Linked DNA regions of Homo sapiens: all the other regions are linked to region 1. The links are chromatin loops, found by intact Hi-C in ENCODE. Cell type or tissue: A673. All regions are shown on one strand. Region 1 has its middle 59 kb from the start of LINC02834. Region 2 overlaps LOC102724080 (a long non-coding RNA gene). Region 3 has its middle 160 kb from the start of LINC02834.

The links. A loop is a pair of places that touch in the nucleus more often than their neighbours do. Peaks named below come from ENCODE experiments on the same cell type or tissue, not always from the same donor. Only the 100,000 strongest peaks of a DNase experiment are listed, where the experiment ranks them.
Region 2: a loop joins it to region 1, with 15 times the contacts of the local background. A loop is called at or near these places in 1 of 110 quality-filtered maps.
Region 3: a loop joins it to region 1, with 3 times the contacts of the local background. A loop is called at or near these places in 1 of 110 quality-filtered maps.

What each region holds. Positions count from the first base shown.
Region 1 is chr9:86,646,331-86,651,330 of GRCh38, forward strand. No RefSeq gene overlaps it. Among named protein-coding and RNA genes, the nearest start is that of LINC02834, 59 kb to the right of the region's middle. In A673, no CTCF peak of the experiment used is centred here; DNase peaks (open chromatin) are centred at 2,011, 2,351, 2,631 and 3,811; H3K27ac peaks cover 4,841 bases.
Region 2 is chr9:86,431,434-86,436,433 of GRCh38, forward strand. The region is part of intron 1 of LOC102724080 (a long non-coding RNA gene); the gene reads left to right. Among named protein-coding and RNA genes, the nearest start is that of TUT7, 80 kb to the left of the region's middle. In A673, a CTCF peak has its summit at 2,714 (motif pointing right); DNase peaks (open chromatin) are centred at 2,728 and 3,138; H3K4me3 peaks cover 605 bases; H3K27ac peaks cover 1,711 bases.
Region 3 is chr9:86,547,256-86,552,255 of GRCh38, forward strand. No RefSeq gene overlaps it. Among named protein-coding and RNA genes, the nearest start is that of LINC02834, 160 kb to the right of the region's middle. In A673, no CTCF peak of the experiment used is centred here; a DNase peak (open chromatin) is centred at 2,386; H3K27ac peaks cover 5,000 bases.

The DNA.
Region 1 (5,000 bases):
ATGACTGTTATTCATTTGTGTATTTACAATACTATACTTTTTATTATTATTTTGGAGTGTACATCTACTGAAAAAAAAAGTTAACTGTAAAAGAGCCTCAGGCAGGTCCTTCAGAAGGTATAATAGCAGAAGGGATTGTTATTCTAGGACCAGATGGCTCCACGTGTGCTTCTGTCCCTGAAGACCTTCCAGTGGGAGAAGATGTGGAGGTGGAAGACAGTGATATTGATGATCCTGACCCTGTGTAGGCCTAGGTGTGTTTTTAGTCTTAGGTTTTAGCAAAAAAGTTTACAAAGTAAAAAGTAAAAGCTTAAAAAATAGAAAAAGCTTATAGAAAAATGATATAAAGAAAAATGTTTTTGTAAAGCTGTAAAATGTGTTTGGGTTTCAAGCTAAATGTTATCATAAAAGAGTCAAAAAGCTTAAAAAAGAAAACTTTAGGCCAGGTGCGGTGGCTCACGCTTGTAATCCCAGCACTTTGGGAGGCCGAGGCAGGTGGATCATGAGGTCAGGAGTTCAAGGCCAGCCTGGCCAAGATGGTGAAACCAAGTCTCTACTAAAAATACAAAAATTAGCTGGGCGTGGTGGCGGGCACCTGTAATCCCAGCTACTTGGGAGGCTGAGGTAGAGAATTGCTTGAACCTGGGAGGTGGAGGTTGTAGTGAGCTGAGATTGCACCACTGCACTCCAGCCTGGGCGACAGAACAAGACTTCATCTCAAAAAAAAAAAAAAAAGAAAAAAAAAACAGAAAAAGAAAAAGAAAACTTTAAAAAGTAAAACAGTTACAATAAACTAGGGTTAATTTATTATTGAAGAAAGAAATTTTAAACATAAATTTAGGGTAACCTAAGTGTCCAGTGTTTATAACATCTGCAATAATGCACAGTCATGCCCTAGGCCTTCACGTTCACCCAGCACTCACTCATGAACTCACCCAGAGCAACTTCCAGTCCTGCAAGGTCCATTCATGGCAAGTGCCCTATAAAGGTGTATTGTTAAAAAAGTAATTTTTTTTAATATTTTTTTTTTCATTTTTACAAGACAGAGTCCTGATATGTTGCCCAGGTTGGTCTCAAACTCTTGAGTGATCTGCCGGCCTTGACCTCCCAAAGTGCTGGGATTACAGGCATGAGCCCCTGCACTCAGCCCTAAAATGAAATATTTTATACTGTATTTGTACTGTACCTATTCTATGTTTAGATATGTTTAGGTACACAAATAGCTGCCATTGTGTTTCGGTTGCCTACAGTATTCAGTGTAGTACCATGCTGCCCAAGTTTGTAACCTAGGAGCATAGGCCATACCATATAGCCTAGCTGTGTAGGAGGCTATACTTTCTAGATGTGTATAAGTACGCTCTACGATGTTTACACAATGAAGAAATCACCTACAGTTGTGTTTCTCAGAATGTGTCCCTGCCGTTAGGTGACACATGACTGTACTTACCATAGTGTAAGGATTGAGATATGTGTGGACATTGTCAGGAGTGTCATTCTCAAGGTCACATGATAAGTGGGCCTGTTCCTTCCAGGCTGATGGTTCTCAAAATCTAGCCATCATTAGAATTCCCTAAAGAGCTAGTGAGCATGCGTGCTCCTGGGCTCCACCTACAGAGACTGATTCAGCAGGCCTGAGAATGTGCATTCCTAACAAGATCCAGGTGATGCTGATGCAGGTGAATTGTGGACCAGGTTTCAAGACATAACCTTAGATGATAGGGCAGTCGGGCAGGGTTCTGCAAGTACTAAGTAGTTTTATGACATCTGAAGCCACCTGCATTTACAGTATTATGGGTAGAATTTATTCTACTGGTCTATAATTATTTTTTCTTTCAGTGTCTCTCTTATTAACATTTATTGAACATTTTCTGTGTCCCAAGCATTATATTATACTAAGCCTATTACCAATATTATCTCATTTAATCCTCTCCTTTTCTCATTAAAACTTGCAACTAGCTGCATGGCTTTCTCACGCCATTCATAATAACTTAAGCTCAAACTGTTACCTTTTCAATGAGGACTTACGCTTTTTAAAATCAAATCCTCTCTTCGTTCCTCAGCACATCTTAGCCTCCTTTTCTGCTTTTTATTTCCCTTTGAAAAGTATTAATCGCTATTGAATATACTATGTATTTTATTTATTTCATTTGTTATCTGAATACCCTCAAGATTTCCTTCCTCCCTCCCTTCCTTCCTTCCTTCCTTCCTTCCTTCCTTCCTTCCTTCCTTCCTTCCTTCTTTCCTTCCTTCCTCCCTCCCTCCCTCCCTCCCTCCCTCCCTTCCTTCCTTTCTTCTGTGTTGTTTACTGGGATTTCTCTAGTCTCTACAACAGTCACTGACCCATTCTAGGTGTGCTATTAAAATGCATTAAACAAATGAAAGAACCAGCTCAGGAAGTAGATACTTCACTTTGTGGATGAAAAACAGGTTTAGGAAAGATAGGTAATTTGGTCAAGATTGCATACCAATAGGTGGACAAGAAACAACAAAAACTCAGGTATGTGTGTCTCCAAAGCCGTGCTCTCAACCCGGGGCCACCTGCCCTCACTGCCATCATGCTCTGGGCTAATTTGGGCAGGTTCCACTGGGAGCCCAGAAACCTAACATGCAGCATCCCACGGGGCTCCGAAGGCCTATTCTCTCCTGAGAGAGCAAACTGAGAGTGTAGGGTGCAGGTTGACCCGAGGTGGGGAAGATGGTCTTCTGAGAACATCACACCTCAGCCAGCCCATCGTTTTGGAACATCTGGGTGCAGCAACAGAGAATTTTACCAACACACCACTCCCTCTTTGCTGAAGAGCTGACTGAACATGTTTTTCTGCTTCACAATTTGAATTCTCCCTCCAAGAAAATCCTTTCTCCAGCCCATAGGCAAGCTCATATATCTTATTTTATAATCCCACTGCTGAAATGTCAGCTGTAAACTGTGGAAGCCCATTTGGTTTTAATGCATGAGTGGCTCAATACATATTTGAGCAAATTAGTGAACAAAACTTTTTAAATTAAACTATTTTTTTGAGATAATTGTAGATTCATGTGCAGTTGTAAGAAATAATGCAGAGATATTCCTCAAACCCTTTACCCTGTTTCTCCCAATGATGATATCTTGCATAGCTGTAGTTCAATATCACAATCAGGATATTGACATTGATGCAGTGAAAATGCAGAACATTTCCATCTCCACAAGCATCTCTCATGTCGCTCTTTTATAGACACACCTAGTTCCCTTCTATCTTCCCTGTCCATAACCTCCTGGCAATCACTCATCTGTTCTCCATTTCTATAATTTTGTCATTTCAAGCATGTTTTATAAATGGAAACATACAGTATGTAGCCTGGTAGGATTGACTTTTCTCACTTAACATAATTCTCTAAAAATTCATCCAAGATGTTGTATGGGCCAGCAGTTCATTTCTTCACTGCTGGGTAGTATTACTTCATGATGTAGTTATACTAATTGTTTAACCATTTACCTATTGAAGGACATTTAGATTGCTTCCAATGTTTGTCTATTAAGAATAAAGCAGCTATGAATATTCATGGATAGGTTTTTGTGTGAACGTGAGTTTTCATTATTCTGGGATAAATGTGCAGGTTTATAATTGCTGGGCCATATGAAAGTTGATGTTTAATGTTTTTCTAAAACCACCAAACTGTTTTCCAGAGTGGCTGCAGCATTTTGCACTCCCACCAGCAATGTATGAGTGACCTGGTTTCTCTGTATCTTCCTCGGCATTTGGTGTTGTCATAAATTTTTATTTATATCATTCACATTAGGTGTGTAGCAATATCTCACTGTGGTTTGAATTTGCATTTCCCTAGTGGCGAATGATGCGGAACAACTTTTCACTTGCTTATTTGCCATCCGTATTTCCTCCCTGGTGAAATATCTGTTTATGTTGTTTGCCCACTTTCTAATTATACTGCTTGCTTTGTTGTTATTGAGTTTTCAGAATTTTGTATACATTCTAGATACTAGTCTCTTGTGAGAGATGTGATTTGTAAATATATTCTCTCAGTCTGTATCTTGTGTTTCTTTTTTTTTTTTTTCCATTTTCTTACCGGGGATTTTCACAGAGTAAAAGTTTTTAATTTTGGTGAAGTTCAGTTTATCAATTTTTTTTCTTTTATGCATTGTGCTTTGACATCTACTGTATGAACTCTTAGCCCTCGATACTGAAGATTTCCTCCTACATTATTTCCCAAAAGTTTTACATTTTACACTTAAGTCCATAATACATCTTGTGTTAAGTTTCGTATAAGGTATAAACTTAAATCAAGTTTTATTTTTTTCATTGGTGAATGCCCAATTACTTTAGCACCATTTATTGACAAGACTATCCTTCCTCCATTAAATGAGTGGCACTTTTGTCAAAAAGTTGAGTATATTTATGTGTCTGTTTCTGGGTTCTTTATTCTATTCCGTTGATCTGTGTGTCTATCTTTCCACCAATACTACACTCTTGATTAATGTACGTTTTGATTAATATAAGTTTTGAAATCGAGGGGACTGATTCTTCTTACTTCATTCTTCTTTTTCAAAATTGTTTAACTCTTCTAGTTTCTTTTGCATTTCCATATAAATTTTAGAATAATCTCATCTGTATCTATAAAAAATCTTGGCAGTGTTTTGGTAGGAACTGCCTTAAATCTTTATTTAATTTGGGAGAATTGACATCTTTACTATGTGGAGGGTTCTAGTCCATGTCCATGTGAGATATACTATGTCTTTGATTTCTTTCATCAGTATTTTGATGTTTTAAGCATGTGAGTCCTATACATATTTTGTTAGATTTACACCTGCTTTGTTTTTTGAGCTACTGGAAATGATAGTGCTTTAAAATTTGTTACCCTGTGTTTATTCATAATGTATAGACACGCAATTAATTCCTATATATTGATCTTATATCCTGCAGCCTTGTAGAAGTCACTTATTAGTTTTAGGAATTTTTTTTGGTAACTATCTTGAGATCTTCTCTGTAGGAAAATCTGTCTGCATG
Region 2 (5,000 bases), 210 kb before region 1:
TACCTCCCTAAAGCCCCATCTCCTAATGCCATCACACTGGGGGTTAGAGTTTCAACATATACATTTTTGGAGGACACATTCAGTTTATTGCAGTATTTTTCAAGTCTCCTATTTTCTTATTGAAACTGGGTAACTGAAACCTCCAACCATGATTACTGAATTATCCATTTCTTCCTTTAATCCTGCAAGTTTTTGCTTCATGGATTTTGGGACTCTGGTATTAGATGCTTATATGTTTATAATTGTTAGGTCTTTTATCATCATAAAAATCTTCTTTGTCTTAAAGTCTATCTTGTCTTCTATTAATATGGGTCTCTGGCCCTCTTTTGGTTACTGTTGGGTGGTATCTTCTTACTTTTAACCTCTTTGTATCTTTAATCTAAAGTGTGTCTCTTGTAGACACAATAGAGTTGGATCTGTTTTTTTTAAAAATCCATTCTGTTGGTGGGGCATGGTGCTCATGTCTGTAATCCCAGCATTTTGGGAGGCCGAGGTGGCCTGGTCACTTGGGGCCAGGAGTTAGACAACAGCCTGGCCAACATGGTGAAACTCCATCTCTACTAAAAATACAAAAATTAGCCAGATGTGGTGATGGGCGCCTGTAGTCCCAGCCACTTGGGAAGCTGAGGCAGGGGACTCGCTTGAACCCGGGAGACGGAGGTTGCAGTGAGCCAAGATTGTGCCACTACACTCCAGCCTGGGCGACAGAGTGAGACTTTGTCTCACAAAACAAACAAACAAAGCAAAACCCATTCTGTCAATAACTGTATTTTGATTGTAGTGTTTAATGCATTTACATGTAATGTAATTACTAACAAGGTAGGATTTATGCTTTTCGTTTAAATTTTTTTCTATATGTTTTATGTCCTTTTTTTCCACTATTTCTCCATTATTGCCTTTTTGTGTTAGAAATTTTTTAATATACAATTTTGACTATACCTCTAAGGCTGTTTAAAAAAATCTCTTAATTCTCTTGCCATTCTTTTGCTATATATTTTGAATTATTTTCTTAGAAGTTGCACTGGGGATAACAATTAATATTAATTAATTTATAATTAATAAAGTAATCTAGTTTGGATTAAAACCAATTAAATTTTATAGTATATAAAACTTTGCTGATGGACCGTATTTAATGTAATATTATTCTTTTCAGGAAAGTTAAGTTGTTAAGTATGATTTATTTTTTATACCTTTTTAGGACTTTTCATATCATTCTATGTCAGGCCATGTATTTCTTACTTCAAATAATTTCTAATGTAGTTGAGGAGAAAACCAAACATATGTGAAAAGTCAGATGGCAGTCAAATCTTTAAATACTAATTCAAGGCAATAACAGATATGAGTAACAACTCTAGACAGAAAATGTGTAGTGGCTTCATGACAGGGTATTTCAGAAGATCAGTTGATGTGAAACCCATGGCCCAAGTTAGTCAAGGAAGACTTCATGGATTTGCAATTTGACCTTAGTATATGTGGAAGTGTACAAACTCATTGATATGTAAAGAAAATAAATGGGAACTCACCAAGCTAGCTTCTGACTTTTCAGTGAGGTCATCTGTCTACTTCTGTATCCACAGCACCTACAACACTGCCTTACACATTGTAGGTGCTCAGAAAATATTTATCAAATGATCAGATGAATGCATTTGGTTGAATAAATCAGTTAGGTATGGAATTGGAGCTTTGCAAGAGAGGACATATATTCTGGAGCATCAGCTTTGGACCATTTGCTAGGTAATCGATAAGGGGGAAACAGAGCTGGTAGGTCATCTGAGTCACAGTTTGCTGCTTTCTTTCTTTCTTTCTTTTTTTTTTTTTTTTTTGTAGAGACACAGTCTTTCTCCGTCACCCATGCTGGAGTGCAGTGGTGCGATCTCGGCTCACTGCAACCTCCGCCTCCCGGGTTCAAGCCATTCTCATGCCTCAGCCTCCTGAGTAGCTGGGATTACAGGTGCATGCCACCACGCCCAGCTAATTTCTTTTGTATTTTACTAGAGACGGGGTTTCGCCTTGTTGCCCAGGCTAGTCTCGAACTCCTGAGCTCAGGCAATCCGCCCGCCTCGGCCTCCCAAAGTGCTAGGATTACAGGCATGAGCCAGCTTGCTCCTTTTAAGAGGAGTTCAATTGCTGGTATCATTTGGCCATTATTCCTATTAGTTTTTGAGAATCAGAGAATGCCACAGTTTTCATTTTTACTTAAAAATCTATGCATCTATAGTCTTTTTCAGAGAGTTCAGGGAAAAAGGACTTATAGGGACACTATGAGTTTGTACAATTCAGTAACTGAAGAACAGAGTGGCAAAAGTTCTTCAAATACTGAGAGAAGAGATGCTAGGAAATGCATCAGAAACATTATTTGAAACATCTAACAGGGTTTTTATTTCTTAGTTTCCTATATTTAATTCTTTTTTTCCCTATATTTAATTCTTGACTCTCTATGGTAGTCAACCTCAGAAAATTTCAATACTTTCAAGAATTATCACATGAACAGAATTTAAGGTTTTAAGCATTTTTTTTTTTTGCTCTTTAATGTGATCTGTTGTTAACAATTACCATAAATCTTTACTTAAGATTTACTTTAAGAGACTTGCACCACCCTTCTATTTTTTGGTCATTAGAGACTTTCTAGCGAAAATGCTAGAAAGCTAAATGAAGACTAAAAGGCTGCTTTCTGGTTTAAATTCATCTGTACCTGCAGTTGCAAAGCCAGTAGAGGGAGCAGTGTACCTATTCTTTGATTTCTGGAATTGCAACTACTTGGATGGACTGAATTTCAAACAATCTGCATAATCAAGACTATTTCACCCAGAGAGAGGGAGTCAGGGGCTACAATTTGTTTGTTTGTTTGTTTGTTTGTTTGTTTTGGCAATCATGGCTTTATGTTAGGGTATTAGCAGAGTTACAGAGTTGCTTTATTACATTGAAGAACTTTGATGAGGTTGCTGTGTGAGGACTGTTCTTCCATTTTGCTTCCTTTAACTAAAAGTCATTTGAGCATTTTGTACCAAGTCCACAAAAAGCTGGCTGAGTAAACTCATCAGGTGGATTAGATTCTCGGTATTCAGGATAGCTTGCGCAACCGGGTGGGCATGTTCGCTAATCCCTGCAACTTTGATGTGGCTGCAGAGTGGGAGCTGGGATGAGTTCTTCCTCCCTGACTCACTGGTTTCCACTCCACGAGACTCCAAAGTCTGTCCCGCACTGTCTCTCTAGCTGACTTAGCAGAGATAGGACCCCTCCTGTTCTATCTCATCTGACTCACTCCCACGGAGTTATTTTTCCTTAGCGACAGGGCCATGGGCCGAGCAAAGGAGGCAGCACTCCTGTCTCACCACTCCACCCCCTTTAACAACTGTTGTTTTATGTAACATTTTACTTGTCTTTTCACCATTGGATTCTCCCCGTGTTTCTAGCTACCAGCTCATAGCTTAGGTGGGGTTCTTTTCTTTGTCTTCACTTACCTTTTTTCATTGAAACAGATGCTTTAGCAATATTATCAGCCCATCTTTGCTAACTTTTTTTAAATTCAATTCTTTTGTTTTTTTAATTTTTTTAAAATTTGAGAATGAATCTCACTCTGTCGCCAGGCTGGAGTGCAGTGGTGCGATCTTGGCTGACTGCAACATCCGCTTCCTGGGTTTAAGCGATTCTCCTGCCTCAGCCTCCCAAGTAGCTGGGACTACAGGCACACATCACTGTGCCCAGCTAATTTTTGTATTTTTAGAGACGGGGGTTTCACCATGTTGGCTAGGCTGCTCTCGAACTCCTGACCTCGTGATCCACCCGCCTCGGCTTCCCAAAGTGCTGGGATTACAGGCGTGAGCCACCGCCCCCGGCATGGTATTCAATTATTTTGACAGTAGCTCTTGGTCTTGTGATGTCGCTTCCATTTCTTCAACAGGTATTTATGTCTTTCCATTTCTTTTTGTTTTTGTTTATGCCTTCTCTCTCCAGCTAGAATGTGAAATAATACCTGTGGCTGAAAAGAAGCTCTTTTGACCCAGGATCCTGGTCCTCTGCATAACAGTCAAGACCATTCTCATTTGCCTGAAAGTGTTTTAGAGAAGAAAGAGAAATTCAGGACCAATCAGCAATTCCCTTTTCCACTCTTATGAAGAAAGAAAAAGGATTTGTGTTATTTGAGATTTAAGTTACTTCCTTTTTTCCTATGACAGGTTTTGGTAAATGCCCAGCTCCAATAATACGTTAACATTTTCAGAGTCAATCTGGGTTATAAGTAAATAAACTCCATTTTGATCTTGTTCTCGTTGGTTCTTTTTTACTGTCACTTTTAGGCCTTTTTTGAAAGGAGAGAGAGACATTCTCTACCAGGTCAGAATCTGCCCTATGCTTATTCCAGATCAGTATGCTTGGTCCAATACTCAATCACTAATCACTTACGTGACACGCTGTGTGAGTGAGACTAACTTTTGGCTATTCTTAAAGTATAGCTACAGTGAAAACATCATTAGGAATGCCTCTGGCTACTGTATTCAGAAAAGATACTAAGTATAAGAATTTTGGAAAGTCAGCTTTATCCTTTAAAAAGGTGATAGTTTGTGATTCCATTTGCTTTACTCTTATTTTGCACTCTGTTCAGAGATCAAGAAGGGAACTGGTTACCATTTATTGGTGCCTCTCAAGCCCCTCCATGCCAAGATAAGATGGGAAAAGTTGAGTTTTGAGGATTTGGGGAAGTCGAGTAAGTCTGGTGAGTAGAGTGGGGAAAGCCCAAGGTTAAGGCTGTCGTGGTTAGCGATGGAAGAACTGAGGTAGAGAGCCTGGAATGAGGGATCAGATAATGAGAGGAGGATTCCAAGTGTGGCTGATGCCAATGGGGGGTGAAGACAGAAGTCTAAGGAGTTATGGAGAGTAAGGACAAAAAATGAAAGTGCCATGTCTGAAGAATCATTACTATTGACTTGAGAGTCTTCAAGTTTGGTGAAAGAATTTCAATGAAGCATTCTACTCTCAGAAATTGAGATCTTACTACTGCTTTA
Region 3 (5,000 bases), 99 kb before region 1:
AAACAGGCTCCTATGCCTATGCTCTGGCCAATAGCTGAGAGCAGGTTCAGGCTCAGAGATGGAGCTTTGCCTTTTCCATGGAAGTGTATATTGCTAGGTGTTTAAGGAAGCCTTGTGGGGAGTTTGCTAAGAGAGATCAAAGTGGGAGAGGGGCCAAGCTTCTTGGGACTCAGGGCTGAGCCTGAAGTTAATGCTCAGGTTTACACTTCTAAGAGAGTACAAGGGGTTTAAAGGAAGAGAAGGTTCTGCCCTTGTCTGTATTCACAGGTCCCTCTCTCCCTACGCTCTTCAAGTGGAGACAGTGATGCATGTCAAACAAAATTGGAATAGTATATTAGTATTCCTTTCTTCCTGGCTTTTAATTAAAGGGATCTATGGTGGATCACTATTATTAAGTCAGGTCTCTATGGCCAGAATGATTCACACAGCTGAAAACACACAAACAAACAAAACCAAAAACCAAACAATGTTCCCCCTTGCCAAACTGATTTCAGCTGGCCCTCTATGCTGCTCCTCTTTTTTTGGTAACAGTTTCTCCAATGACAATGACTCTCTTATCCAAGAAACACATGTTCTCAAGTCAAATGCTCCAATAAGCTGATGATCCAAGCTTCCTGTGAGTGATTTTGGGGCATGAGAAATGCATTGTCCAAGCATCACCCATTGATGCAGCTGGAGATTTAGCAAGTTTGCCCTAGAAAGTTGTCAAGGAAATCTCAGATGAAGATGGTGTTGCAGGTTGAGTTTCCTAGGATGTGGATTTTTGTGATGGAGTTTGGTGTGTGGGAAGTTTATCTAGGAGTGTCCCTTGGAAGGGAAATGTCATAGAAAGGAAGAGGAATCAGTAGTAGGCAGAATACAGGCCGATGGCTGTCTTAGTTGACTTCATGGCAGCTCTGGAGCTAGGATGGCTCTTCAGAGTTGGCCCGACTTGGGCTAAGATAGAACAGCAATCAGATATGGGCTGCCCCAGGAAGGGGCATAACCTCAGACAAAGTGGCTATCTGCAGCTGAGGCAGTCCTAGGAAGGGGCTGACAGTGAAGATTTATGCCAGTAGCACTCCCAATGGCTGAGATTCATTCTGTAAAGGGGGCCTGGTTGGGGCATCCTTATGCCCAACACAGATGGTGCTCCACGTGCCAATGACACATTCCCATGAGAAACACGTGGGTGATTTTGCATCACTCACCACTCTCCATTGGGGATTATCCTCTTATCTCTTTCTTGTTCTTATCTTCTTTAGCTCTGTATCTTATTCTATTTCCTTTCTTCCAAGATAATTCTTTACCTCTAGCTTCTAGCTATGAGAACGCGGAACCATTACCATATGTGTTAGCATTCAGTGGCTTCATCCATATTGGACACTGGCTTGAAGGTTGGCTTTTAAGCACCGATCTGAACCTTTCTGAAGTTTTGGAGCCCGATCTGAACCTCCTCATTCTTCTTTATGGCCGCAGGAGTACAGATGTTCCCCGACTTACGATGGTTCTGCTTACAATTTTTTGACTTTACAGTGGTGTGAAAACAATATACATCCAGTAGAAACCCTACTTCAGATACCAATACTGGAAGTTTTTCACTTTCAGTATGGTGTTCAATAAATTACATGAGAGGCTGAACACTTTGTTTTAAAGTAGGCTTTGTGCTAGAAGATTTTGCCCAACTATAGGCTAATGTAAGTGTTCTGAATGCATTTAAGGTAGGCTAGCTCTGATGATCGGTAGGTTAGGTGTATTAAAAGCATTTTCAGTTCATGACGTTTTCAATTTATGCTGGGTTTATCGGGATGTAACCCCATCATAAGTCAAGGAACATTTGTGTACTGCATCTGTGCCTTCCTCTGATAAAGTTCATTATGCTCTCAGCATATTTCAATCTCCTTCTACAAAAAGAGAACACAAAAAACTAGCTTGGATTTTAAATAAGGCAGAAACCCAGAGGCCACATTCTGTCCTTGATGCTTAGCTTTGCACCATTCCCTGGAGAAAGCTCTTATGTCTTTTAGGTTCTGTTGGGATGCTTCTTTACACATGCTTACATGGCCTTGTTCCCAGTCTTTGCCCCTTCAAAAAATGAGCTGGCTGTTCATTAAGAGTCATGCAGCTGAGCTCATACCCATGAATTTTTCAGGGTATATTACTGAGTGTCCTTTAATCCCTAAGACTTGTAGATCTTGGAGGGCTGGATCTCTGAACAGAGAGGCCCAGGTTCCCATCCCTGTAGCATCAGCAATGACAGCTGCTTCCCATTTGCTGCTTAGATTCAGCTGAAACTCATCGGAAATCAGATCTGATGGTGGCCTCAGTTCTGATGACTACACTAACTTCATCCGATCAGATTTCCAGTGAGTCAGGCTGGTTGCTGAGCCCTTTGTCCTGTTGTTTCCTTTAGACTAGCTTGGGTTGGTGGTGCTTCATGAATAATCCATGCACATTAACCAGCTGCATGCATAAAGGCATTTCCACTGTGTCTTTGCCATGAAATTTTATGTGGTTCTGATGTAATTCATAAATAACCAAGAAGAGCCAGACCCTGACTTAAAGTATCTAGAAACCTTAGAGAATCCTTTCAGGTTTCCCAAGAGAACGCATGGTAGTAACTTATCTCTAAATGGTTATAACAGGGATATTTTCCCTGGAGAGTTTTTAATGTCACTGTTGGCTGTATTGCAGGGACAAGGAATATATGGAAATGAAGATAACTTCTCAAAGTGTTTGAAACAAACTTTTATTTCAGTTTCTGGGGTTCTTTTTGGTTTTGGCTATTGCCTTAATCACCAAGTGGTGTGGGTTAAAACAAAAGCCATAATTAAATTGAACGCAATTTGGGGAAAAAACGTTGGGCAACTCTTTGCTTAAACAGAAGCAGGTGGTACTGGAATGCTTAATGGAAGTGAGCTGTGAGGAGGGAATGCAGATTTTTTTTTTTTCATTGAAAACAGTTAAAAATACTTGTGGTCTTTTATGCCAGGCTATGATCAAGATTTTATATATATCTGTGTGTATCTCCCAGTTTCAGGAAAACTGTGATGGAAATGCAATATAGTTTGAATTAGAGAGTGGTCTTTTGTGGTAAGAGAGGATGGGATTTTGTATGTGTGTGTGGTGTTTATTTCCATGGTTGTTTTAAGTAAAGATGTTCTCCTATTCTAGTAAAGATGTGATTTCACTTATACTCCATTCAGGAACTCATCTGTAGAGTAAAGCAATATGTTTTACATAGCTAGCTTTCATAAATGGAACGAAGGATGGATAGGAGGATGTGGCCATGACCCCACTTGCTGCGGGGGATGAGAGAGCCAATCTTGTTGACAAGGCAGGCATCCTATTCTTCTCTAATTGCTCAAGAGTTTTCCTTTCAGAGACTGTTAAATGAAACTTTCCCAGTAGAGAAACATGTCTTCAGGCTCAGGAATTAAGATGGGGCCACAGCCCAATTGTGAAATGCCAATTTCCCTACAAATATTGTTGCCAGATAAAGTACAGGATGCCAAGTTAAATTTGAATTTCAAATTAAAAATAAATAATTGTTTTAGTGTAAGTATGTCTCATAATATTTGGGACTAAAAATTATTCATTCTTCACCCAAGATTCAAGTTTAACCAGGCATCTGATATTTTTAGTCATGTGCTGTATAAGGATGTTTTGGTCAATGATGGACTGCATATACAACAGTGGTCCCATAAGCTTATAATACCATATTTTTACTGTACCTTTTCTATGTTTAGTTATATTTAGATACACAAATACTTACCTTTGTGTTCCAATTGTCTATAGTATTCAGTATGTAACATGCTGTACAGGTTTATAGCCTTGGAGTAACAGGCTCTACCATATGGCCTGTGTGTAGTAGGCTATACTATCTAGGTTTGTGTAAGTATACTCTGATGTTTGCACAATGACAAAATTGCCTAATATCTCAGAACTTATCTCTGATGTTAAGTGACTCATGACTGTATTTGCTAAATCTGGCATTCCTACCTCCAAAAGGCAATTTTTTTTTTTTTTTTTTTTTTGAGATGGAGTCTTGCTCTGTTTCCCAGGCTGGAGCTCAATGGCGTCATCTGTGCTCACTGCAAGCTCCGCCTCCTAGGTTCAAGCATTTTCCCGCCTCAGCCTCCTGAGTAGCTGGGATTACAGGCACCCGCTATCATTCCCGGCTAATTTTTGTATTTTTAGTAGAGACGGGGTTTCACCATGTTGGCCAGGATGGTCTTAAACTCCTGACCTCAGGTGATCCACCTGCCTTGGGCTCTCAAAGTGCTGGGATTACAGGTGTGAGCCACCACACCCAGCCCAAAAGGCAATCTTTCTTCTAATTAAAAGTGAGTCAGATGCATATTGCTGTCTCAGATATTTTGTTGCTATTGTCGTCATTGCTCTTTTTAAATAGACTTTATTTTTTAGAGCAGTTTTAGGTTAACAGTAAAATTAAGCAGAAAGTACAGAGTTCCCATATATCTCCTGCTCCCACATGTATATTGCTCCCCCATTATCAACATCTTGCCTCAAAGTGGTACCTTTGTCATAATTGATAAACCTACATTGTATATCATTAGGACCTGAAGTCCATAGTTTAGGGTTCACTCTTGGTATTGTGCATTCTGTGGGTTTTTGCAAATGTAAGATGACATTTACCTAGCATTATATCATATAGAGTAGTTTCACTGCCCTAAAAGTCCTCTGTGCTCTGCCTCCAATCACTGATTTTTTAAAATTATTTCTATAGTTTTGCCTTTCCCAGGGTGTTCTATAGTTGAAAGCACGCAGTACATTGCTTTTTCAGACTGGCCTCTCCCACTTAGTGATATGTATTTAAGGCTCCTCCATGTCTTTTCATAGCTTGGTAGCTTATTTCTTTTTAGCACTGAAGTATATTTGGATAACAGTACTTTATCAGATATGTGTTTTGCAAAATTCTTCCAGTCTGCAGTTTGTCTTCTCATTCTCTTCACAGTATCTTTTGCAGAGCAGACATTTTAAATTTCAATGAATTCCAG